Linked DNA regions of Homo sapiens: all the other regions are linked to region 2. The links are chromatin contacts, found by Hi-C or POLR2A ChIA-PET in ENCODE. All regions are on one chromosome and are shown on one strand. Each heading gives the region's core, a stretch centred on a gene start or an enhancer-like site at or near the end of the contact. The rest is flanking DNA. Distances are from core to core; before and after follow the strand shown.

Region 1 (3,617 bases), core at 146-2,645, 680 kb before region 2:
CTCTCACATTTCACACCTCGAAGTGGCCAATAGACGTTTCCTGGTGGCTGGTACGAGTCTTTCTGGGTGGTGCTGGAGGGCATGGGTGACTTTAGTTGCATAGTCAGCAGTCCCCGGTGTCCGTGTCGGAAGAAAAAACTCTCAGAGCCATCCTGCATGCTTGGGACTTGATCCAGGTGGTTGGTGGCTCTCTGTGGATCCCAAGTTGAATGACTATAATATCCCTTCTGGTACCCACCCTCATGTAAACTACTGCCTCCCCTAAGAAACTGAGGGCAGCCTTCAAGAAAAGGGAGCAGGCCAAAACTTTAATACCTCTTCCTCCCAGTTGTAGAGGAGGCACTGGCCCCGCGGCAAAGTTTCATAGCAAACCATAAGCTTCCCTTTAATGTCTGGGGGTTTCCATAGTCCTCGGGCACCCGGTTCTAAGACTTGCAAAAATTCCCAAGGTGGTTGTTTCTGGGGCTCCCAGGGGCAGTGCTGACTCCAGGAGGTATAGTTAGGGACCCGATCTGCCACCAGGTTTCTGAACCCTGGAGGAATACAGGGGCTGAGCTCAGAGTCAGGGCCAGTGTCTGGACCAGGCCCAGAGGCAGGACCAGGATGAGAGCCAGAGCCATGACCAGGACCAGAGCCAGGACCAGAGCCAGGACCAGGACCAGAGCCAGAGCCAGGGACAGAGCCACAGCCAGGACCAGAGCCAGAGCCAGAGCCATGGCCAGCACCTGAGCTGGAACCAAGAACAGGCCCAGAGCTAGAGCCTGGAACAGGGCCAGGATTAGAACTATGGTCAGTTGTAGTGCAAGTGTCCTGAGCAATACAGGAAACATAGACGGGCTCAAAGCCAAGACTCCCATGGGCTATATTGTGGGTAAAGCCGGGTCCCGCACAGGGCTCCCCAAGAAGGCTGGGGTCAGAGGACGGCTCCATGAACTCAGAACAGGGCGCTGGGGTCTTTGTAGATAATGCAGCTGCTTTGGCAGTGGTGAAGGCTGCAGTAGCTGCAGCAGCTGATGCAGCCGCTGCAGCTGCTGCGGTTGCAGCTGCCAGGGCCGACCTGGGACTGTCATCTGAAGAAGGAAACGGTTCCGAAGTGGGCCCCAGTCCTTCGGAGCTGGGCTGTATGTCTAAAGATCTGAAAGAAAGCAAACACGACATGGCTGTCAAAAGCGCAGCAGAGGAAGTCAGCTGACCTTCCTCGTCCCCTTATGCCTGCAGCCAGAGCTGCGGCTCTCACCGCGACCGCGACCGCGATCCCTCCGTAGACTCGTTGGTCTCCATCTTCAGACTCCAGCTACTGGGTTGCCATAGAGACAGCAAACAACTCCTGGAGCCTGCGCAGAAGTACAGCTGGGCGGACTTGCAGGTGGCGGTGGAGGCAAGTCCTCTGCGGGGCGGAAGTCTTCAGCCTAGTGCTGTTAGGGAGGTCCGCTTTCCGGTCCCGGCGGCATTCCGCCTCAGACGGGGTTTTAGGGTTCCGCTGGCTTAAGACCTCGCCCTCCACGTCCAAACAGTCTTTGCGTGCGGTTTTCTAAGATGATGCTTTATGGGGATATGTTGGAAACAGGCACAGGGTTGTGGCATTAGATTACAGCCTACTTGGTGTTTGCTGAGAGGCAAGTAGCTTCCCCTTAGTTTGCTTAGTTCATTCTCAAAAGTGAGTGGGGTCTTTAACAAATGTTAAGGATGAAAATAAACAAACTAGCTTGAGCAAAATGGTGAGACGTAGAATAGTGAAAAGGCAGCCGCTTTTGTTTGGGTGTGATTACTCCTCCTCTAATAAAAGACCCTCATATTGACCACCCTCCTCCTAAGCGCCCTTAGAACCTGGTTTGACCTCTGAAGAAGGGCCAGGATTGGCTTTCAGTTTCTTCCTACTCATTTAGGCTCATTCCTACTGTTACTTTTCTAGAAGCTTGACCTAGGGTGGACCACTTGTCAAGAAGACTTACATATCTGCAGGCAACATTTAACCACAGGTTGGACCTCCTCAGTGTCTTTCACTCAGACCAGTCAAGGGGCATCATAGCCCTGAATCAGTTTTCTTTCCCCTTTGTGGTATAAAATTTTATATTAAAGACAGGAGAGCATAATTAAGGGAGAACAGTTTTATTAGCATCACAGGGTCCATTTTTCCCTTTCCATCCAAGCATCCAGAGTCTGGTGTCCTTTAATCAGTTGGCAGGTTCAACCTGGAGGCCACTGGAGCTGCCGGCCCCCAAGTACATGAATGTGCAGATGATACACAGATTGTGCACCCAGCTTCCCATCGTTGATCACTGAAATTGAGCTTGGGGTTAGGGAGTCAGGATCATGGCAGAGGTCGAAGAATGAAGATCATATTGAGAAGTAGGAATGAGAATTCATAGGTGAGGGACCAAGGGCCAAAAGTCACTCACCAAGTCGGTATCCATCTCCCAGGCCCTCAGCCTTTGCTGTCTGCTTGGCCACAAGGAGTAGGTGTCCTAGAAGCTATAGAGAGAGCGGAGGGACATAGGTGGCTTCATTCATAGGGAGCAAGACCTCTAGCTGGGTCCAGGGGCTCCTCCCAGCCAAACCCTGGCCCTGTTCTTCCCACCTGCTGGTCTTCTTCTTCAGCCTGGCTAATCCGAGGAATGGGCTTCTTAGGAATGACCAGGAAGTGCACAGGAGCCTGAGGGGCCACATCACGGAACACAAGACACTGGGGGAAGTGACAGGCCAGAGGCCACGTTACTTCAACAGGTTGGATGGTATCTACAACATTCCTAAGGGGATAGGTCCTAAGAGCACCCCACCTGCTGGTCCTCATAGAGAATGTCAGCTGGGAGGCTCTTGTCCAGGATCCGGGAGAAGATGGTTGGGGCTGCTCCCCCAGGAGTTGCCTGCTGGGCCTTGGCCACTTCATTCCCATCAGTCACACCTGCAGCTCCTCGGACCTGAAGGTGGATCGACCATATTCAAAGGAGGGAGCTGGCAGAAGCTGGGCTCTGATAGTTGTTAATTTCGTCCTTCTAATAACCTATTCATCGTTCCCACCCAGGAGGAAAGTTCCTGAATTTCAGAGCACCAGCAGCAAAGGGTAGGGCCAGAAGGTGCTGGACCTGGTTAGATAACAGGCGGTATTATTATCAGGATTCAGCAGTGCAATTGATTCCTGCTCATGTGTCCACGAAATATAGCACTGTTTAGGGAAAGGATCTAGAATGAGAGACTGGGGATTTTGGTCTCAGTTCCTACCTTACCATACCACTGAATTACCTCAGATAAATTCCTTCTCTCAGCTTCTAATATAAAATAAAGGGATGGTTTCCATAATCTCTTGCGATGGCTTGAATCTCTTTCCACTCTCACCTTGTTAGTACATTTCCACTTATTTCCGTTACTTGTTTTCTGATCTTTAAGCCTTGTCGCCTGTTTTATTTAAGTTTTAATGCAATCGCCCTGTTTGACACTAGTTGACCCCTCATCTGGGTGTCACATGTGACTCTGTGAATTTTAACTCTTGTCCCTTGAATGAGTGGAGGTAAGAGTTCAGCTAAGTGACCTCTGCTCCCCTAGCCCCAGGGAACTTCGGGTAAGGGATTCAGAGAAGGCTGATGTCATTGCATCACGTTGGGGGAGAACGGGACGGAATG
Region 2 (3,674 bases), core at 955-3,454:
AAGATATGCAAAGGAGAGGCACAATAGAAGGATTGCCCATTCCTTTTTTTCCATTAAAAAAAATTGTGGGCCAGGTGCAGTGGCTCACACCTGTAATCCCAGCACTTTGGGAGGCTGAGGTGGGCAGATCACCTGAGGTCGGGAGTTCGAGACCAGCCTGACCAACATGGAGAAACCCCGTCTCTACTAAAAATACAAAATTAGCTGGGCGCGGTGGCGCGTGCCTGTAATCCCAGCTACTCAGCAGGCTGAGGTAGGAGAATCTCTTGAAACCGGGAGGCGGAGGTTGCGGTGAGCCAAGATCGCGCCATTACACTCCAGCCTGGGCAACAAAAGCGAAACTCCATCTCAAAAAAAATAAATAAATAAAAAATAAATAAATTGTGGTAAAATATATTATGTAAAATTTATTATTTTAACCATTTTCAAGTGTATAATTGTAATTTCAAGTGGCATTAACTATATTCACAATGAATTAGCTGGGCTTGGTGGTGGGCACCTGTAATCCCAGCTCCTCAGGAATCTGAGGCAGATAATTGAATTGCTTGAACCCAGAAGGTGGAGGTTGCAGTGAGCTGAGATCGCACCACTGCACTCCAGCCAGAGTCAGGCGACAGAGCGAGACTCTGTCTCAAAAAAAAAAAAGAAAGAAAGAAAGAAAGAAAACTGTATTCACAATGTTGTAAAACCATCACCACTATCCGTTTCCAGAACATCTTCATCACCATCCCAGACAGAAACCCATTAAATAACTTTCAGTTCCCTCCTCCCCTCAGCCCCTGGTATGTCTATTCTACTTTCTGTCTCTACAGATTTGATTATTCTAGATACCTAATGCAAGTGGAACCATACAATATTTGTCTTTTTGTGTCTTTCTGGCTTATTTCACTCGCATAATGTTTACAAGGTTTATTCATGTGACAGTATGTATTAGAATTTCCTTCCTTTTTGTTTTATTTTTATTTATTTTTGTTTTAATTATTTTATTTTTATTTATTTTGGCAACAAGAGTATTGCTGTTTTTGCCAAGGCTGGGATGCAATGGCGCAATCTCAGCTTACCGCAAGCTCCACCTACCAGGTTCAAATGAGTCTCCTACCTCAGCCTCCTGAGTAGCTGGGATTACAGGCATACGCCACCACACCTGGTTAATTTTTTGTACTTTTTGTAGAAACAGGGTTTCTCCATGTTGGTCAGGCTGGTCTTGAACTCCCAACCTCAGGTAATCCGCCTGCCTCGGCCTCCCAGAGTGCTAGGATTACAGGCGTGAGCCACCAAGCCTGGCCTTACTGCTTTTAGTTCTTTTGAGTATATACCTAGGAGAAGAATTACCGCATCATAATGGTAACTCTGTGCTTAACTTTTTGAGCACCAGACTGTTTTCTATAGGGGCTGCACCATTTTTGCATTCCCACCAGCAATGCATAAGGGTTCTAATTTATCCACAGTCTTGCCAACACTTGTTATTCCACCCCCACCCCTACCTTTTTCTTCATAATAGCCTTCCTAATGGATGTGAAGTGGTATCTCATTGTAGTTCTGATTCGCACTCCCTATTTCACTTTCAAGCTTAGCACAATGTCTGTTTACTTGTATTTGCCCCAGCCTGGCTTGTAAATCATTATTTTATTTGGGGGTTAATGAGGGAGTGGAGGAGAGAAATTGTAAGAAAATACTGAAGGGGCGCCGGGTGCGGTGGCTCAAGCCTGTAATCCCAGCACTTTGGGAAGCCGAGGTGGGCGGATCACGAGGTCAGGAGATCGAGACCATCCTGGCTAACACGGTGAAACCCCGTCTCTACTAAAAATACAAAAAATTAGCCGGGCGTGGTGGTGGTGGTCGCCTGTAGTCCCAGCTACTCAGGAGGCTGAGGCAGGAGAATGGCGTGAACCCGGGAGGCGGAGCTTGCAGTGAGCCGAGATCGTGCCACTGCACCACAACCTGGGCGACAGAGCAAGACTCCGGTCTCGAAAAGAAAAGAAAAGAAAAGAAAATACTGAAGGGGCTATTTCATGAAAAACGATAAGACAATGATAGACCTAATAGCATATAAAACCAGAAGAGGAGCAAGATGGTATTTCAGAGTATTACAGAGTAATACTTTGCAGCCTTAGCAACTGAAGGAATCCAGATAAGGTAGACCCAATGGAATTTGTAACCATGCTCAGCAAAGGAAGTGAAAATAGCAATGCCAAGTGGAAGGGGCTGAGGCAGGAGATGAAATGAACCACCAATACCACATGACTACTTTCCTTCACAAACACATCACAAGCACATGTGAGACAACTATATGGTTTCCCTGAAATGCTTGGGGATGTAAATTGCAGGGTGAGAGCCAGAGCGAAAGAAAACATGCTGAGCATTTTTCCTCACTATTATCACATTAATAAACATTAGTTTCTATTTCCTTAGGCCACATTCCTAAAGGTGGAATTGCTAATTCAATGTTTTGAAAAGTTCTAATTTCCAGAGAGATCATAGCAATTTATTTGTTTAATCATTTATTTTTATTTAAATATAAGGGATTGAATTGGTCATATTTCTCACTTGTAAGGCCACTCTCATTTGTTATATTTATTTATTCTCTTTTATTCACATTCACTAATCTCATTCCCCTTTCTCACCACAGGCAATTATTCCGATGTGTTTCATGTATATCCTTTTGTTTGTGTTTATTTAAAATATGTAGTATTGGGCTGGACATGGTGGCTGACGCCTGTAATCCCAGCACTTTGGGAGGCCAAGGCAGGCAGATCACTTGAGGTCAAGACTTTGAGACCAGCCTGGCTAACATGGTGAAACCCCGTCTCTGCTAAAAATACAAAAATTAGCTGGGCGTGGTGGTGCACGCCTGTAATTCCAGCTACCCAGGAGGCTGAGACACCAAAATCCCTTGAACCCGGCAGGTGGAGGTTGCAGTGAGCTGAGATTGCACCATTGCACTCCAGCCTGGGTGACGTAATGACACTCTTTCAAAACAAAACCAAAACCAAAACCTCCCAACAAAGAGATTTTTCAAAAAAAAAAAAATAGTAGTAGGATAAAATATGTACTATTTTCTTAGATGTGTGTATTTTTTTCTTTTGTAAATAACATTGTAAGACACATTTTTTTTTCTTATTTTTCTTTTTTGCTGCAGCATGTTTTTAAGATCTGGCCCATTGCTTCTATCTACTGCATATTACTCCACCCATCACATTTTGCCTAAGGTCTTCTTCATTAGGGACACCCAAATTGCCTACAACCAAAAACATCACTGCCATAACTGTCTTTATACATACCCCTTATAGAACCTGTGTGAGAATTTTAGGAGGGTTGTATATATAGTATCAGAATTGGAATTTTATATTTTTTTCTCTGTTATATAGTTTTTGCTTTCATATTTTTATTATTGGTAAGGATAAATGTGTGTGTGTGGTGTGTGTGTGTGTGTGTGTGTGTGTGTTTCTTCAACCACAGTATTCTAGGAATTTTCTGATCACATCCTTAGCCCTATCCTCTATGGCTTCTTTAAAGACTAATTGAGTCTGTAATTGATTGTAATACATTGAATAAATGTAATGCATGAGTCCATAATGATGCTCAAAGAGCAAGAAAAGAGAAAGGAGGAAAAAATTCATTTGCCACTATTGGAAATACTATGACACCAACTCCTTTGTCAGGAAATTGGTAAT
Region 3 (3,561 bases), core at 854-3,353, 990 kb after region 2:
AGATTAGTGATAATTCAGGCCCATTCTTTGCCCTGTCATTCATTAATTCATTCCATATTTATTGAGGGTCTAGTATGTTCAGGATTTGGAGATAAAGCAGTGATCAAAACAAACATAAATTTGTTTATTAACCTCCAAAGTGTTTATTGTGAACCCCAAGTAAGTTTAGTGAGGAAACAATCAATGGGTGAGACAATCACACAATTAAGCTCTTCTTTCTTCATCCTTCTTTCTTCTTTCTTCTTCTTCCCTTTTCCTTTCCTGAACAATTCAATCCAAAATCATGAGGTGGGGTCAAGCAAGGTAGCCTTCTAAGGGAGGAAAGGCTATGAGAGCTAAATGCAACACATGATTCTTGACAGGACATTTTTGCTATAAAAACATGATTGGGCCAGCTGCAATGGCTCACGCCTGTAATCCCAGAACTTTGGGAGGCCAAGGTGGGAGGATCACTTGAGCCCAGGAGTCTGAGACCAGCCCTGGCAACACAGTGAGACCTAGTCTCTACAAAAAATTTTTTTAATTAAGAAAAAACAAAACAAAACTGAGTGTGGTGGCACACACTTGTATTCCCAGGTTGTGGTGAGAGGATCACTTGAGCCTGGAAGGTCAAGGCTGCAGTGAGCCCTGGTTGCAACACTGCACTCCAGCCTGGGTGACAGAGTGAGACCCTGTCTCAAAAAACAAACTAACAACAAACGTTGGGACAATGGGTGAACTTAAATGGGATGTGAGGATTACATGGTGGTAATGTACCAGTGCTAATTTCCTGATTCTTTTCTGTTTAATTTTTTTTTTTTTTTTTGTCGCCCAGGCTAGAGTGCAGTGGCACCATCACAGCTCACTGCAGCCTCTGCCTCCTAGGCTCAAGCAATCCTCCCACCTCAGCCTCCCGAGTAGCTGGGACGACACGCGTGCGCCACCACACATGGCTAATATTATTTTTTGTAGAGACAGGGTCTTGTTATGTTGCCCAGCCTGGTCTCAAACTCCTGGAATCAAGGGATAGAACTGCCTCTCCCTCCCAAAGTGCTGGGATTGCAGGCGTGAACCACTGCGCCCGGCAATTTGCTGATTCTGATGGCTGTGTTGTTATTTAGGGAATGTCTGTAGGAAATACTATAGTCTTCAGGGTTGAAAGGGTATCAGGTTGACAACTTACTCTAAATGGTTCAGGGCAAAAACATTTCTTGCAGTGTTTCTTTACGTTTGAGATTGGGTAATTAGAAAAGCGTGACAAGTGCTCAGGCAAAGGGGCATGCAGGCTTTAGGGTTATTCCTAGGATCCTGGGTGTTGGAGGCGGGTGTTGAGGGTGTGTGGAAGGAAAAGAGTCTTGAAAGAAGGTGATTTGGAAGACAGAGGGGAGTCAACCGGAGTTCTTGCCCTTCAATAGTACGCATCTTTGGGCAAAGGGGGCCTCGGCCAGCGTCCATGCTTAAAGGCCCTGCTTTCGCCTTCTTTCTGCTCTGAAAACTCCCCGTGCAGAAGAAGGGTTGAATCCGCAGTGAAAAAGGGACATGTCCATCAGCTCGGACTCCCTCTTCTATTCCAGTCCAGAATCTCCTGCCCAAAGGCTCCGGGGTTGGCTGGGCTTCTGTTCCATCACCTCAGTGTTGATTGGGCCACAGGTGTGCACGCCACAGCCCATGGCGGGGAGCTGTTTGTCGGACTGTGGACAAAGTTTGTACCTAGAGCTGGATGTCCACGTGGGTGGGTGGGAAGCCCTAGAGAGGGGCGGCTATTCGCCAGCGGCCACATTTAGTTGGGGCTCAAGCAGTTCCTGTCAGAGAATTCTAAATTTGAACTTGGTCCTTCAGGTCTTGGGAAGATGAGTTTGTCACGGTAGGAGAGAGAGACGACACTCTCTTTAGAAGGTGCTGAGCCGGAAGAAGGCTCATAGCAAGCTTAGGCTGAAGCCTTTGGCGCCTCGGGCTCTGGACCTACAAAACCCAGAGTGCACGCGAGCGCTGAGCCAATCAGGTGCTGCGCCTCGGCCAGTCAAGCGGGTGTGTGGCACCTTGTGGGCGGAGACCACGCCTCTCTACGCGGGGGGCGGGGACACGCGGCTCGCGCGCTGTGGGCGGTGCCCGGCGGGGCCACGCCTTTTCCGGCCCGCAGCGCGGCCTGGGCTCCCGCGTGTTTAAAAGTGCGCTTGTGGCTGCTGCTGTCTTAACTCCTGTGCTTGGCGGACAGACAGGCGAGATGGCGGCGGAGGTGTTGCCGAGTGCGAGGTGGCAGTATTGTGGGGCGCCCGACGGGAGCCAGAGAGCTGTACTGGGTAAAGACTGCGGAGCTGGAGCAGTGCTCCTCTAACCCTCTCCCCTTCCGTCTCGGTACCTCAGCTGTCCTCTCGCCCTCCGTTGGGCTTCTCCCCAGCGGGGCCGGGACCCCTCTAGTCTCCACCACTCCCCTGGGCTCTGTCAGGGCTCCCCTGTCCGTCTTTCTGTCACTACCTCCCAGCCAGATTGGGACATCCCACTCACCCGCTCCCCAGAGCTGTGTCCAGGACCCTGCTGACCCCCTCACCCACCAGGTCTCCCGCCTCCCCCATTTCCCTCTCTTCACTGGGCAGGGGTTCCTTCTGTCACTTTAGGTATGTACCAGGCCTCTGCTGTCAGCCTCCTTCCGCGAGACATTCCCTCCTGTCACAGCCCCTCCCCAGGGTTCTCCCACCTCCCTACCTCCTCTTCTCAGCTGGCCCCGGATCTCCTCCAGTTCCCTTTGGGTCAGGACCCGAGCTTCCTTGCCATCCCCATTCTGACACTCCCTCCCAGTGACAGTCTAGTCCCACCGTACATTGTGTGGTACATTGTGTGGCCTTCTGCTCTCATCTCATTCTTGGGCTGCACTCTTACAGTCCAGTTCTCCAACGGGAAGCTACAGAGTCCAGGCAACATGCGCTTTACCTTGTATGAGAACAAAGATTCCACCAACCCCAGGAAGAGGAATCAACGGATCCTGGTAAGTGAAGCAGTTGCCAGCTGTCTCCACTCTGCAGGGCTCAGAAGGCCCCTGGGAGTGGGTGGATGTGGGAGGGAGTGAGGGGAGAAAAAGGGGAGTAGTAGCAAATGGAGCTTTGAAGAACTCTGATGCCCAGCAGCCTGGGATGTGGGGACAGGCTCCATCTTTCATTCATTTGTTCTTTCAACAAGCATTTATGGAACCTGCCCCTCTGCATCCCTGTGCTGCAAGCTTCTAGGAAAACAGCCAAATCAGGCCTAGCCCCACTCAGAGTTCATACTCTAGAGCAGGGTTTCTCAACCTCAGGACTATTGACTTTTTGGGCCAATAATTCTTTGCTGTGGGGGCAGCATCCCTAGTCTCTACTCATTAGATGCCAGTAGCACCAGAGTGGATTTCCCTGGATTGAGAACCTCTGCTCTAGAGAGATGAGAACTGGCTGTGAGGGACACTTTTACACAAAGCTCTGAGGCCACGTGGGGAAGAGTACAGGGCAGAGTGAGCTCAGTGGGAGGAGAGGTCTCTGCCAGAATGCCTTCCTTGGTGAGGTCATGTTGGAGCTGAGCCTTGAAGGCTGGAATGAGGGTTTGGCAGTCAAC

The links. A loop is a pair of places that touch in the nucleus more often than their neighbours do. ChIA-PET counts read pairs that join two places held with the same protein, here RNA polymerase II (POLR2A). Pooled maps may share reads with other maps.
Region 1: a pooled map shows a loop between it and region 2 (5-fold over the local background). The contact joins the promoter of SPAG8 here to the enhancer-like site in region 2. A Hi-C loop is called at or near these places in 2 of 37 single-sample maps with no recorded cell type and 10 of 50 pooled maps. POLR2A ChIA-PET finds 5 or more read pairs at or near these places in 1 of 52 experiments (RWPE1).
Region 3: a pooled map shows a loop between it and region 2 (9-fold over the local background). The contact joins the promoter of POLR1E here to the enhancer-like site in region 2. A Hi-C loop is called at or near these places in 1 of 168 maps with a recorded cell type or tissue (CD4-positive, alpha-beta T cell), 1 of 37 single-sample maps with no recorded cell type and 7 of 50 pooled maps.

Annotation. Positions count from the first base shown.
Region 1 is chr9:35,810,867-35,814,483 of GRCh38, forward strand. SPAG8 (sperm associated antigen 8) reads right to left here and starts at 1,396. Exons shown (of 7, transcript NM_001039592.2): 1 at 1,238-1,396; 2 at 316-1,135; 3 at 17-191. The coding sequence starts at 1,281. It overlaps HINT2 (histidine triad nucleotide binding protein 2), which reads right to left. Exons shown (of 5, transcript NM_032593.3): 2 at 2,778-2,918; 3 at 2,579-2,683; 4 at 2,400-2,472; 5 at 2,094-2,279. The coding sequence ends at 2,188. RefSeq lists enhancers at 914-1,470, 1,165-1,214.
Region 2 is chr9:36,490,852-36,494,525 of GRCh38, forward strand. No RefSeq gene overlaps it. Among named protein-coding and RNA genes, the nearest start is that of MELK, 80 kb to the right of the region's middle. Within about 2 kb of position 2,205, at least 2 of the 41 ENCODE cell types and tissues checked have a DNase peak (open chromatin) inside an H3K27ac peak, as active enhancers do; they include CD4-positive, alpha-beta T cell, where a contact is called at or near this core.
Region 3 is chr9:37,483,845-37,487,405 of GRCh38, forward strand. POLR1E (RNA polymerase I subunit E) reads left to right here and starts at 2,104. Exons shown (of 12, transcript NM_022490.4): 1 at 2,104-2,279; 2 at 2,859-2,962. The coding sequence starts at 2,204. RefSeq lists an enhancer at 1,569-2,160 and a silencer at 1,902-2,231.